Regions from separate parts of the Homo sapiens genome. Here region 1 is linked to region 2. Evidence: chromatin contacts called from ENCODE Hi-C or POLR2A ChIA-PET data. All regions are on one chromosome and are shown on one strand. The core of a region is the stretch at or near the end of the contact, and the rest is flanking DNA. Distances in the headings are between cores, read along the strand shown. Region 1 holds the start of FAM200A (family with sequence similarity 200 member A). Region 2 holds the start of FBXO24 (F-box protein 24).

What was found. A loop is a pair of places that touch in the nucleus more often than their neighbours do. ChIA-PET counts read pairs that join two places held with the same protein, here RNA polymerase II (POLR2A). Pooled maps may share reads with other maps.
Region 1: a pooled map shows a loop between it and region 2 (9-fold over the local background). The contact joins the promoter of FAM200A here to the promoter of FBXO24 in region 2. A Hi-C loop is called at or near these places in 5 of 50 pooled maps. POLR2A ChIA-PET finds 5 or more read pairs at or near these places in 2 of 52 experiments (CD4-positive, alpha-beta T cell and OCI-LY7).

What each region holds. Positions count from the first base shown.
Region 1 is chr7:99,549,284-99,556,238 of GRCh38, forward strand. It overlaps FAM200A (family with sequence similarity 200 member A), which reads right to left and starts at 2,831. Exons shown (of 2, transcript NM_145111.4): 1 at 2,571-2,831. LOC105375422 (a long non-coding RNA gene) reads left to right here and starts at 2,882. Exons shown (of 3, transcript XR_927801.4): 1 at 2,882-3,201; 2 at 4,242-4,348; 3 at 5,453-6,674. RefSeq lists an enhancer at 2,388-2,577.
Region 2 is chr7:100,582,401-100,588,954 of GRCh38, forward strand. FBXO24 (F-box protein 24) reads left to right here and starts at 3,928. Exons shown (of 10, transcript NM_033506.3): 1 at 3,928-4,264. The coding sequence starts at 4,226. LRCH4 (leucine rich repeats and calponin homology domain containing 4) reads right to left here and starts at 3,729. Exons shown (of 18, transcript NM_002319.5): 1 at 3,481-3,729; 2 at 1-59. The coding sequence starts at 3,700. RefSeq lists enhancers at 1,204-1,892, 1,346-1,640, 1,613-1,772, 2,038-2,551, 2,552-3,065 and silencers at 3,207-3,256, 3,297-3,726, 4,487-4,606.

The DNA.
Region 1 (6,955 bases), core at 1,581-4,080, 1.0 Mb before region 2:
AACACATGCGATTGACAAAACACCCTCATTTGTTTGTTTGCTTTTAGTACACTGCAATATTTCACCATTCATGTGAGTTTAGTGGATTTAAAGATATTACCTGACTTAGGAAACAACAGGTGCCGGAGAGGATGTGGAGAAATAGGAATACTTTTACGTTGTTGGTGGGACTGTAAACTAGTTCAACCACTGTGGAAGACAGTGTGGCGATTCCTCAAAGATCTAGAACTAGAAATACCATTTGACCCAGCCATCCCATTACTGGGTATATACCCAAAGGATTATAAATCATGCTGCTATAAAGACACATGCACATGTATGTTTATTGCGGCACTATTCACAATAGCAAAGACTTGGAACCAACCCAAACATCCATCAATGATAGACTGGATTAAGAAAATGTGGCACATATACACCATGGAATACTATGCAGCCATAAAAAAGGATGAGTTTATGTCCTTTGTAGGGACATGGATGAAGTTGGAAACCATCATTCTGAGCAAACTATCGCAAGGACAGAAAACCAAACACTGCATGTTCTCATTCACAGGTGGGAACTGAACAATGAGAACACTTGGACACAGGGTGGGGAACATCACACAGTGGGGCCTGTCATGGGGTGGGGGAAGTGGGGAGGGATAGCATTAGGAGATATACCTAATGTAAATGATGAGTTAACGGGTGCAGCACACCAACATGGCACATGTATACATATGTAACTAACCTGCACATTGTGCACATGTACCCTAGAACTTAAAGTATAATAAAAAAAAGTAAATAATAAAAAAAAACTTAAAAAAAGTTATTACCTGACTTTACTAAATGAACCCCCCCCTTTTTTTTTTGAGACGGAGTCTAGCTCTGTTGCTGAGGCTGGACTGCAGTGGCACGATCTCAGCTCACTGCAACCTCCGCCTCCAGGGTTCAAGTGATTCTTCCGCCTCAGCCTCCCGAGTAGCTGGGATTATAGGCGCCCAACACCAGGCCCAGCTAATTTTTGTCTTTTTAGTAGATACGGGGTTTCACTGTGTTGGCCAGGCTAGTCTCAAACTCCTGACCTCGTGATCCACCCACCTCGGCCTCCCAAAGTGCTGGGATTACAAGCCTGAGCCACAGCACCTGGCCAACGAACCCCTTTTCTTTGGTACTGTGTCACTTAGCCTCTCTCAATAATGCAAGTAACTTTCTGTATGTTGGTGGCACAAATGGAAATGAATGTGGGGCCATAGGTTTTGCTTAGCTGAATGTTAAATTCAGTCTATCGGCAGATTCCAAAATTGGAAGAGACCTTGAGATAATCTATTTTACTTTACTTAGGACACATTTGAGACTTGGTGGGTCTATGTGTTTCATCCAAGAACATCAATGGCAGAACTGGTACCAGTCCCCAATGGTCCGCTGCACCGTCCACAAATTCCCTTCTCTCCTTTATCCCTCGATGTCAAGCATAGATACCTCCCACAACTGAAAACCCCCCATGTCCGAAATTGCTCATTTAAAACCCTTCCTGGCAGGGCGTGGTGGCTGACCCCTGTAATTGCAGCACTTTGGGAGGCCGAGGCGGGCGGATCACCTGAGGTCAGGAGTTCATTTTCCCAGCCTGGCCAACATGGCGAAACCCCGTCTCTACTAAAAGTACAAAAATTAGCCGGGCATGGTGGCAGGCGCCTGTAATTCCAGCTACTCAGGAAGCTGAGGCAGGAGAAGCTTGAACTCGGGCGCTGGAGGTTGCAGTGAGCCGAGATCGCACCACTGCACTCCAGCCTGGGCGACTCTGTCTCAAAAACAAAAAAACCAACCAAAGAAACAAAAAGACCCCTTCCTAAAGTCTTGAAAGGAAAGGGTGAAGTGTAAATGAGCTTTTCCTATTATATCCAAATCACTTCTTTATTCAGTAGGCTTCAAACATTCTCTTTTTTTGTTTTTGAGACAGAGTCTCACTCTCTCTCTCTGTCTCCCAGGCTGGAGTGCAGTGACGCGATCCTGGCTCACTGCAACCTCCGCCTCCCGGGTTCAAGCGATTCCCCTGCCTCAGCCTCCCAAGCAGCTGGGATTACAGGCGTGTGCCGCCACGTCTAATTTTCTGTATTTCTAGTAGAGACAGGGTTTCTCTAGGTTGGCAAGGCTGATCTCAGAACTCCTGGCCTCAAACGATTCGCCTGCCTAGGCTTCCCAAAGTGCTGGGATTATGGGCGTGAGCCACTGCGCCCGGCCTTCACTCTAATCACCACCATAATGGTACTGGGTTTGAGGGTGAACATATCATCCGCGGACACTGGCTTAACGAGCCCATCCGAATAAAACAAATTATAAGGCCAATGGCACTTGGTATCGTGTAAGATCGCCAGAATTTTACAACTCGGGGTACCCAGGAAACCAGAAAAGCCCCCACCACAAGAAAAACCAGTGGGCACAACTGGGGAGCACAGATATCTGACTGGGGTCATTTTGTCCGCGCGTCTTTGGGGTAAAACACCAGGACTGGGGGTCCAGAAGGGACACGCAGACCGCCTCTCTCCAGTCCCAGGGGTGTCTCCAATCCGGAAACCAAAACTTCGTTCCCTTCCCACCTGTATCCAGGGACACCTCTGCTGGGGGACAGCGCTTGCCACCGCCGAGGCTGGCGCGAGGAACGGGGGCACGGACCCGCTTCCACTCCGTCCCGGGCGGTCGTGGCGAGGGGATTGCAGGACACAGCCATGCACGTCCAACTCTGTCCCCGCCCGGAGAAGTCTGGGATGCTGGGATAGAAGGGGTTGTGACTTTGGGGACCAGGAGCACTAGACTCACATCCAAGCCCCCTGGCCTTCAGAGCCCAGGGAAAGCGTCACAAAAGCCGGAAGTGCGTCACACCCGCCTTCCGGAGCTGCGCTCCGCTTCGGGGTCCTCTCTAGGATCGCGGGAGGACTTTGCATCCCTGTGTAGGGCTCTAATCTCGGGTTTGGGGATCTTGCTCCTCAGCTTGTCCGCTCCGAGGAGGTGCACAGGGCGGGGAAAAAGGGATGAATTTCCCTTTATACCGCCCTGCTCAGATATTTATATGTTCCTTCTATTTTTCTTGATGACAATAATTGTAATAGTTACAATAAAAATAGTGATTGTCTGTGGCAGAGGAGCTGAATGAAACGAGGGTGGAGACAGGAAGATCAAGAATAAATGGTTTCACAAATCGAAGGGATTGTCTCTTGAGACGCTGATTATGTACGTATTGCCAGTTGAATGGGCAGTATTTTCAAATACTTGATCTATAGGCAACAGACGTTCTTTCCAACACTAGATAGTTATAAAATTCTGAGTTTGCCTTATGTTTCCAGGGAGTTTTCAGATTAGCAACGGTGAAATAAGTTGAATTTGAGGCGTTTTTGCTGTCCAAGTGTTATTGTAATAATTAGGGCTTCTATGATTAGATCAAGAATAACTTCACCTTTTATAAAACAGTAACTGAGACCTTGAATGGCTGGGGCATGACTCTAAAAGTTCTGGGCAAGTCTGTGGTACAGCCCAATAAGATAAAAGCCTACAAAAGGAACGGCTACCTGATACAGAGCCTATGATTACGTGGTATCCCGAATTACCTTCTAGACCCTCACTAATGCTCCATTCCTTAGGGGGTTTGATCTTGCTATGGTTGCCATTTTCTACCTACCCACGAGTCTTCTCAATAATCCACTTAAGTGCATCTTTGCTCCATATATATATATACACACATATATATACACACACATATATATACACATATATATACATGTATATATATATACACACACATATATATATATACACACACATATATATATATATATATATATATATATATTTTTTTTTTTTTTTTTTTCCTCCTAGGGCACCGTCAAATCCAATCTTTGCTCCTTTATCACTGGCTGGCTTTCTAACCTACAGTCCTCCGTGATGACATCATAGTCTCAACTTATTCCTCCAGATACATCCTCATATTTCCTTCCAGGGTTCCAAGTCATCGCTAAGAGTCATTACATTGCTACACACTGTATTTTTCTTCTTTGTCTAAAGTCTCTCCTCCCCACCCGTCCCCATTCCTACACTGAAGTGCCTAAAGGGTCCAGGAAGGCAGATTACTGAATGCAGTTGACTGGGTATATGATTTTGTATTTATGTTGTGTGTGTGGCAGGAATTGTAGGCATCTCTATAACGACTCCTTTCTTTGCCTACGGACCTACTGGCACAAGAAACTCAAAGTGGCCTGGTGGTATTCTGTTTTCAGTTCAGTGGCACGATTTAATGTTTCCTAGAGGAAATGTTCTTCCTGGAAATGAGGATCATAACCCAGCTGGCTCCAGATTTCGGAGCGAGGAGGCACAAATTCTACAGGTGAGTGGCTGGGTGTGATAGTAATAGAGGCTACTCCTGTATGCACATAGTCCTACTGGAGACACAATACTATATATCCATTTTGGCCCAATGCATTTCAGCGCATATACCATATTCTGAAGAACTGCTCCCAACTTTGCAAGGCATTACATCTTAATCGCAATTTAGCCCAGTCTTCAACAGGCCATTCCAAAACCCTATCTGGCTAGCTGCTTCTGGATGATGAGTATGCACCATGAATTTTGTAGCTTCGAGTTCACTGTCACACCTCCTTGGCTATCGGTGGGTTCCTTAGTTTCAGGTATGTCAATGGATAAGGCACCCTGTAAGCTCTCAGATGGTGGTGCTGCTGGAGGCAAAGTAGTTGGGGAAGACAAGCTCATTTAGAGCATATATCAATTCTGGTAAGAACAAATTGATGCCCATTCCAAGGTAAAAGGGATCTGATGCACTCAACCTGGTGGTAGCTGGTATCTCTAAGACTCAGTGTTGGTCTCTAATGCTGGCAGGCTGGACACTCCACCATGGTGAGAGTTACATCAGCCTTGGTAAGAGGTAGACCATATTGGCCGGGCACGGTGGCTCACACCTGTAATGTCAGCACTTTGGGAGGCTGAGGTGGGTGGATCACAAGTTCAGGAGTTCGAGACCAGCCTGAGCAACATGGTGAAACACCGTCTCAACTAAAAATACAGAAATTACCTGGGTACGGTGGTGTGTGCCTGTAGTCCCAGCTACTCGGGAGGCTGAGGCAGGAGAATTGCTTGAACCTGGGAGGTGGAGGCTGCAGTGAGCTGAGATCACACCACTGCACTCCAGCCTGGGCAACAGGGCGAGACTCCGTCTCAAAAAAAAAAAAAAAAAAAAAAGAAAAATAAGAGGTAGCCCATATTGTTGGGACCACGCACAGCCTCTATCCCTGCTACCATGGTCTCTGTTCATAAGCCTATTGCATAAACAATAAGATGGTCCCTAACCAACAAGCCAAGCCATTCATCACTGCCTAGGAGTCAATGCATATCCCTACCTTAGGCTACCTCCTCCAAAATATGGCATGGGTGACCAAATGTACCATTGCTCACTGAGATAATTTTTCTTCACCAGTATGCTTCAGGGCAACGCGAGTGGGGCTGTAATGAAGAACAGTCTGTTTCTGGAAGATGCCAACATGCTGAACTGACCCAATCCCCAATCTGTGCAGAGGCCAAGGCTCTTCTGTCTCCATCAGTTAGTTGTAGGGAACTTTTATAAGGCCATAGGAGTAAGTTTATGGGAGAGGTGGCAGTAGAGCAGAGGTAACTGACCTGGGAGTTTGGAAACGTGGGTTTTGTTTTTTTGCCTTAGAAGGCATGACCTTGCTCCAGAATCTTAGGTATTTGTGCTGTGACTCTTTATGATGGGTTGAATTGTACCTCCACCTCATCCCCAATTAACAGGTTGAAGTTCTAGCCCCTAATACCTCAGAATGTGAAATTATTTGGCAATAGAGGCATTGCAGATGTAATTACTTCAAGATGAGGTCATAGTGGATTAGGGTGGGTCCCTCATCTAATGACTGGTATCCTTATAAAAAAGGGAAGTTTAGAGATAGTACACAGGGAGAATGCCAAATGAAGATGAGGGTAAAGACTGGGAAAATGCTTCTTACGATGCCAAGGAATGCAAAATATATCCAGCAAATCCCCAGAAACTAGGAGAGAGGCATGGACAGATTCCTTCTCACAGCCTCAATAGGAACCACACCTTAATTTCTGACTTCTAGCCTCCAGACTGTGAACCAACAGATTTCTGTTGTTTAAGCCACCCAGTTTGTGGTACTTTGTTATAGGAGCCCTAGCACACGAATGCACACTCTTATTGGGGTTTGCCAGCAACTCCATACAGCACCTGTATCCATCAAGGATATTTCTGGAACCACTGAATTTGCAAGTAAGCTTGCACTGTTGCTTGGATTTACTATAGAGTGCTCTCTTGCCCCAATAAAAAGTGGAAGCTGGCCAGGCATGGTGGCTCACGTCTGTAATCCCAGCACTTTGGGAGGCGGAGGTGGGTGGATTGCTTGAGGTCAGGAGTTCAAGATCAGCCTGGCTAACATGGTGAAACCCCTCCACTACTAAAATACAAAAATGCTGGGCATGGTGGCGGGCGCCTGTAATCCCAGCTACTAGGGAGGCTGAGGCAGGAGAATTGCTTGAATCCAGAAAGCAGAGGTTGCAGTGAGCCGAGATCACGGCACTGTACTCCAGCCTGGGCTACAGAGCAAGACTCCGTGTCAAGAAAAAAAAATAGTAATAAATAAAAAGTGGAAGCTTTTTAGGTCACCTAATACATGTGTTGGAACAGTTTTCTCAGGTGCAGAATATGCTACCTCCCAAATCCAAAGGGGCCCACCAGGACCTGTACCAATTTTTTTGGGATTAGAGGGTGCAAGGTGGAACAACTTTCTTTTACCTTTGGGTGATGTCCCCAAACCACTGGGCCCCACCAAAACTTCATCCATTTGATAAGTGCCCATATCTTCAGGTTTCTGTACTGCCTTAGTAAGAAGTCTTACTAGGATATTTATGACCCTTGTCACTTGCTGCTCACTGGGTACTACTAGCATTT
Region 2 (6,554 bases), core at 2,678-5,177:
CAGGGACACCAGCTGGCACGCCGCCTCGGGCACCTCGGGAAACCGGTTCCGGGACAGGTCTGGGGAAAAGGAGGTGTCGGGGAGAGTTGCGGAAAGGCCCAGCCCGGACAGGACCTTCAGTCCCCCCAGAGCCGGCTGCCCACTCCCTCACCTCCACACCTAAAGATTCAAGGCCATCAATGTGGCCTCCCAGGAGAGATAACAAAGCCTTCTGCCAACGGGAGCACATTCCAGGCGTGACCAGAATGGCACAGGGAAGGCAAAGGCCTTAGCGTCACTGGGCTAGAGAAGCCTCAGACTTGGGGGTTGGGGAATGTCAATGGAGGGCTATCCTGGAGAGCAGCTGGAATCTCTAACTCCTGTGGTTCCTGTTCAGAGATGCCAGGTGAGGCGGAGGACCGAAGGTGAGAGGAGGGGTCAGTGCTCATGGGAAAACAGTAAGGCGAGGGGCTGGGGGGCTCCCGGAGGGAAGATGGGAAACCCCTGGGGCAAACCACAGGGAGTGCCCATCCCTCCTCGGGGCCCTTCTTCCCTACTCCAGTGTGTTTTCAACACGGGAAAAACCACAGGTCACTCTATCTTGGTTCTAGAGATAAAGTCCCCGACACCGGACGAGTTTTTCGCCAGCCCCAAGGACCAGCAAGCCAGGTCCAAAGAATCATAAAGTTACTGATTCCCAAGGGCTGGGAGGGAAGGGCAAGAAGACCTGGTTGGAGATGGGAGCTGGAGTTCCCAGGTCCCTCCCATCTGGGCTTCTCTGGCCCAGGGCAGGCATCCTTCCTACCCTCTGCTAGCCCTAGCAGCCCGGCTCTGCTTCCTCTCTTACTGACACAGACTTCAAGAGATCAGCAACTGTGTGAGCATCTCAGGCACGGCGAGGGTGGAGAGTGTGGGAGGGCCTGGGGTCTACAATCGCCCTCTTATCTGGAGCACTGCCTTGCTATGCGGAGGCTGGCAGCCTTGGGATTCCCTGTAGCACGGACCCACTAACGGCTTAGACCTGGAGAAGCCTGCCTTTCTGTTTCCTCGGCCCAGCCTGTCCTGGGAGGGGCCCAGGGCCCGCGAGGCGGAGTCCCAGGCCACAGACCTGGTGAGCTTCTCCAAGGGCCCTTCTCAGGGAAGGGCAGGCCAGCAAAAGCAAGCAGAGGAGAGAAGCCGGGTATATCCCCCAAGGAAATGAGTCTTGTGACAGGAAATGAAGTAGAAACAATCTGTCAGGTTCTGGCTCTGGTAGGCCCCGTGTTTACCAGGGTGGATGACAGCCTGATGCCCCGGGACCCCTTTCTCTTCCTCTCTGCCCAGCCCTGGTGCACAGACAGAAGCCCTGGCCTCAGAGATGACCGTTCTGGAGAGGGTGGGGGGATGGCATTTGCCCCTCCCAGCCTCGCCTCCACCTGCCCGCTTTCTCTGCAAATGTGTTTGTGTGTGTGCATGTGGACGAAGGGGGTGGAGACCGAGTTCTCAGAGTTCTGATGGGGTAGGCGGTGGCGGGGACAAAAGCTAGGAGCGGAAGGGAGCTCAGGCAGGAGGCAGGGCACTGGGGGCACAGGATGTGGTCTGGGAGAGAATGAGCTGCACTTCTCCTTTGCAAGATGGCCCCTCCCCGCCACCTCAGGATTCTTCCTACTATCACCCCAGGGAGCCTAGTCCAAGGGAGATCAGGGACCCAAGACTAGGCGACACGCAGCGAAGACACTCAGAAAGAGATGGGAGACGGGAGGGGAAGGCTCAAGGCAGTCCGGGCAGCAAGGCACTGATGCTTTTCGTCTGCTTGGAGGGCGAGGAGAGATGGAGGGCAGGGTATGGGCAACTGTATGTTTTTGTCACTTCCCCTTTCTGTCCCTGCTTGCGGAGAGGGGACAGAGGAGAGAATTCTGGACAAGAGGGACCCCACTTGGCCTAGAACCTGGGCCCTGTGTAGAGAGTGGGGCAGAGGAGGGTTCTTGGGAAGCTGGGATTTCCGACCCCCCCCCAAGCTCACAGGAGCACGGCTGCACCCTGAGCCGGAATGCTGGGGGAGGAGGGGGCCGGGGGCGGGAGCTGGGAGGGGCCGGGGAGCTCCGGGTAGTTTTCCCCAAGAGTCCACACAGGGAGAGACAGCCTAAGGAAGTAAAGAATAACATTTGGTCTTTGTCAAAAAACAACCAAGGGGGAGGGGAAGGGAACAGACAGTGAGTGTCACACAGCTGCTGAGGTCAATCTGGAGTGTGGGGTTAGGTGGGGGTGGGAGGGAACAGGGCTGTAAGGGGCAGGAATGGCTCCTGGAGCTCACTCATTCCCCATCTCAAGTGTTGCAGAGCAGGCGAGATCAGTGGGGAGGTTTCGACTGGTTCTCCCCAGAAGAGGGAAGAGGATGTGTGCCAGTGCCGGCCTGAGTGTTCCCAGGTGAGCAGGCACCTGCTTAGGGAGAAGTAAGCACTATCCTCCAGCTCTGGTCCCCCACCGTGCAGATGAGAGGAGGAAGAGGCCTGGGCTGGGGTGAGGCTTCGGGAATGCAGTCCTCCTCCCTGATCCTGATCCCCACCCCCAGCTGCCGGCCCAAGGTCATAGGCTGCCTCCTGAGTAGCTGAGGCTTGACTCACCTGTCACAGTTAAGTCCCCCACCCCCTACCATCCACAGACACCAGGGTGGAGGGTGCATGGTTGGACAGATCCTGCGGGTGGAGGCGTGGAAGGACAGTCTCTAGCTGGCCAGCACTCCCAGCTAGGAGATAAGATTTCCTTCCCTCCAGCAACGGCCTCAAGTCCCTCCCCCGGGGGAAAGCAGAAACTGAAATGGGAATTCTAAGATCCCTATGAGGTCACAGGCTCCACAGTGACCTCACAGGCTTAGGAAGGAGGAGGAGGAATCTCAGATAAGCCGGTTGGGGATAATAGGCGGAAGAGCTCAGGGAGAAAAGAGTGAGGGGAGGTAGAGATTTGTTTCTTTCCCATAGGCTGGAGAGCTGCGTGGACAGTGGAGAGGGCCAGGACCTTAGGGGGCGGGGTTGCGGCACAGAAAGCAGAAACCTCGGGCTTAGGGGCCAGTCACTGGGAAGGGGGTGCCCGGGGCTGCTCGGATCTCGGTGGGACGGGGGTTAAGAGGTGTAGATGAAGAGGGAGAGAAAGCAGTTATTAGAGGAGCTCGTGGGGACTGCTTCATAGACCGATTGGAGCTGAGGTTAAGAGATCATGTAAATAAGCCAACCAGGTGAGGGGCGGGACCATCCTACAGGTGCGCAGATATGCAAATAAAGAGAAAGGAGGAATCTCTCCCAACGCTCGGAGGCGCAGGGCGTTCTGTGCAAACGAGAAGCACGTTCATTGTCTAGGGGGTTCTCAAAGATGGGAGAGGATGGCTGCAGGTTTAGGGCAATCAGGAGGGGCAGCAACCCTGGCCGCCAGGTGAAGGGGCGGGCCCGACTCCCGGGCCGGGCGGGGCCCGGGGTGGGGCTATGCAAATGAGGGACCCGGTTGGGCCCGGGGCCCGGCTGCACTCACCAGCCTGGGTGATGTCTGACAGGTCGTAGCTACGGGCCGCGCCCCGGGGGAAGTGCTTCAAGCGCCGGTTAGACAGGTTCAGGGTCCCGGTGGCCACGGCCTCCTCTAGGGCCCGCTCTGCACTGCGTCTCCCCGGCAGACCTGGAGACCCGGGCACGGAGGTCGTGGCTGCCGCCTCCTCACCCCCGGCGGCGAGTGGAGCCGCTACGGCCGCCGCCATCCGCTCCCGGCGGCTCCCGCTGCCTGACTGACGGGACCGGCCGTCCCTCCTTCCCCCACCCCCTCCTTGGAGCCGCCGTAGTTGCCTCAAGGGGGAGGGAGCGGTGTCCGGGACCGGACGGACCAATCGTGGCCCCGAGACGCGTCAGAAGCGGCCAATCAGAACCCGTCAGTGGGGGTGGAGCTCCGGCGCCGGAGTCTGACGAGAGAAGGGAGGGGAACAAGGATAGAGCGCTCGCCAACGGCCGACGCTCCAGGCCGTCCCGCCCAGCGCAGCTGCACCCAATCACAATGCTCAGATCGGGAGGTGGAGCCAATCAGGTCCAACCAAGAGGAGGGGACACCGGCACTCCACTAGCAGGAAAACGGGCCGAGGGACCGCAAGCAGGGGGTGCCTAGTCCTCGTCCCCCAAAGACCAATCGTAAGCCAGATACAGGCGAGTGACTGTCAAGAAGGCCAATTAGAGCCTCCGAAGGGAATCTGGACCTGCCTCTTCTCTGAGGGACGGCTCTACCTACCAATAGCATGGGCGAGAAGGCGGTCCCTTTGCTAAGGAGGAGGCGGGTGAGCTAGAACTTTAAGACTGAGGTTAAGAATGAACGCGGAGCCCCTGGCCGGCCGGGAACGCAGTTCGCCGCTGCAGTGGCGAGTGCGAGCTGGACGTGTTAGGGGGCTAGCCGGCGTCCAGGGCTTGAGGGGATTCGGGCGACTGCTTGAGGCCAGTGCACTGGCGGTTGTCGCAGCTGAAGGGGCAGCGGGGGGACCTCCGACTGTGAAGCCTCTGGCAGGGGTCTCGGGACCCCCGGGCTGGGGGCGGGCGGGGGGCTTCCCAGAGCCTGGAGATGCCCAGCTCGAGGAGGGAGGGTGTAGGTGCAGCGTTGCACGGTCTGCCGTCTCACCCGAGGAGCTCCCCTGGACAGGAATGGAGAGGGGACCAGACCACGGGGTTTTAGAGGCTTAGAAAGGATCTCACCGCCTAGAACACGCCCTTGGTGCTACGAATGCAGAAACTGAGGCAGAGGGAAGTTGATGCGTTAGCAAGAGCGAACAGCAAGTTCCTGACAGCTGGCTTGCTCTAGAAACCAGGTCTCTGGATCCTCCACGCACAGCCCTTTCCCGCTCCCTCAGTTTTCACAGTGGATGTTTTCACTCCCTTCCTCTCTTCCTCCCTCCCTCCCTCTCCCTTCCGTTCCCTTCCTCTTTTTATTTTTTTATTTTTTGAGATGGAGTCTCGCTCAGTCGCCCAGGCTGGAGTGCAGTGGCGCGATCTCGGCTCACAGCAACCTCCACTGTCCGGGTTCAAGCAATTCTCCTGCCTCAGCCTCCCGAGTAGCTGGGACTACAGGCGCCCGCCACCACACCCGGCTAATTTTTTGTATTTTAGTAGAGACGGGGTTTCACCGTGTTGCCCAGGCTGGTCGCAAACTCAGGAGCTCAGGCAATATGCCCTCCTCGGCCTCCCAAAGTGCTGGCATTACAGGCGTGAGCCACCGCGCCCGGCCTTTTTTTTTTTTTTTTTAAGAAGGTCTGATTCTGTCGCCCAGGCTGGAGTGCAGTGGTGCAGTCATGGCTCACTGCAGCCTTGAATGCCTGGGCTCAAGTGATCCTCCTGCCTCAGCCTCCCAAGTAGCTGGGACCACGGGCGGCACCACTGCACCTGGCTAATTTATTTTCAATTTTTGTAGAGATGGGGTTTTGCTATGTTGCCCAGGCTGGTCTCAAACTTTTGACCTCAAGCGATCCTGCCTCTGCCTCCCAAAGTACTGGGATCACAGGCGTGAGCCACCGCACCCGGCCCACAGTGGACTTTTTCTTTCTTTTGAGACAGAGTCGCTCTGTTGCCCAGGCTGGAGTGCAGTGGCTTGATCGCAGCTCACTGCAGCCTCAACCTCCCACCTCAGCCTCCCGAGTAACTGGGACTACAAGCACGCACCACCATGCCAGCTAATTGTATTTTTTGTAGAGACAGGGTCCTACTATGTTGCCCAGGCTGATCTCAAACTCCTGGGCTCAAGCAATGCTCCCACCTCGGCCTCCCGAAGTGCTGGGATTATAAGCGTGAGCCACAAAGCCTGGCCCACAGTGGACTTTTTCTATTCACAACCTCTCGTTTGCCTCCTGGGGTGAAATGGAGTGGATAAAGGGGACCCAAATGCAAGAGGAATGGAAAATACCTTTCTGTCTACTTGGAGATCTTCCTTTCTAAGTGGCATGAGTCCCTAATGCAGTCCCCTCCCTATGTGGTAGGTTGCCCAGAAATAAGTCACTGAAGTTGCTTTCTCCTTAGTTCACATCTCAGAGGTTGATATTCCTGAGTAGTTGCTGAAGAATTAAAATTCCATCTCAGGCATCCCAGCCTAGCCATGGCTAGGCACCATACATAAGGGAATTTGGGTGGTCAGTCTGGTGCAGTCAATGAACGGATCTGTGACACTGTGTGGTGAGGGCTGGTGGTCTGGCAGGATGGGACTCCTTTGAGCCCCTGCAAGAGCCAGCCACTCCTTGGATTTATTGGTGTAGATCTGGCCTGAGTGGGACAGACACAACCCTGACCCCTGCTGTTTCTCCTGATAAATGTCACCCCACATAAGACAAAGCTAATATCAGAGACCCTGGGAGAAATCCTAAGCTTTCAGAGGAAATCCATCCCTTTCTCCCACCTTAATAGGTTGTCCTTTATACATGCAATGATGTTACTGTCCCTCAGGAAAGCAAAAGCAGTCTTCTTTTTTGTTTGTTTTTTTTGAAACTGGGTATCATTCTCGCCCGGGCTGGAGTGCAGTGGCACGATCATAGCTCACTGCTGCCTCAAACTGGGCTCAAGCAATCCTCCTGCCTCAGCCTCCTGTGTAGC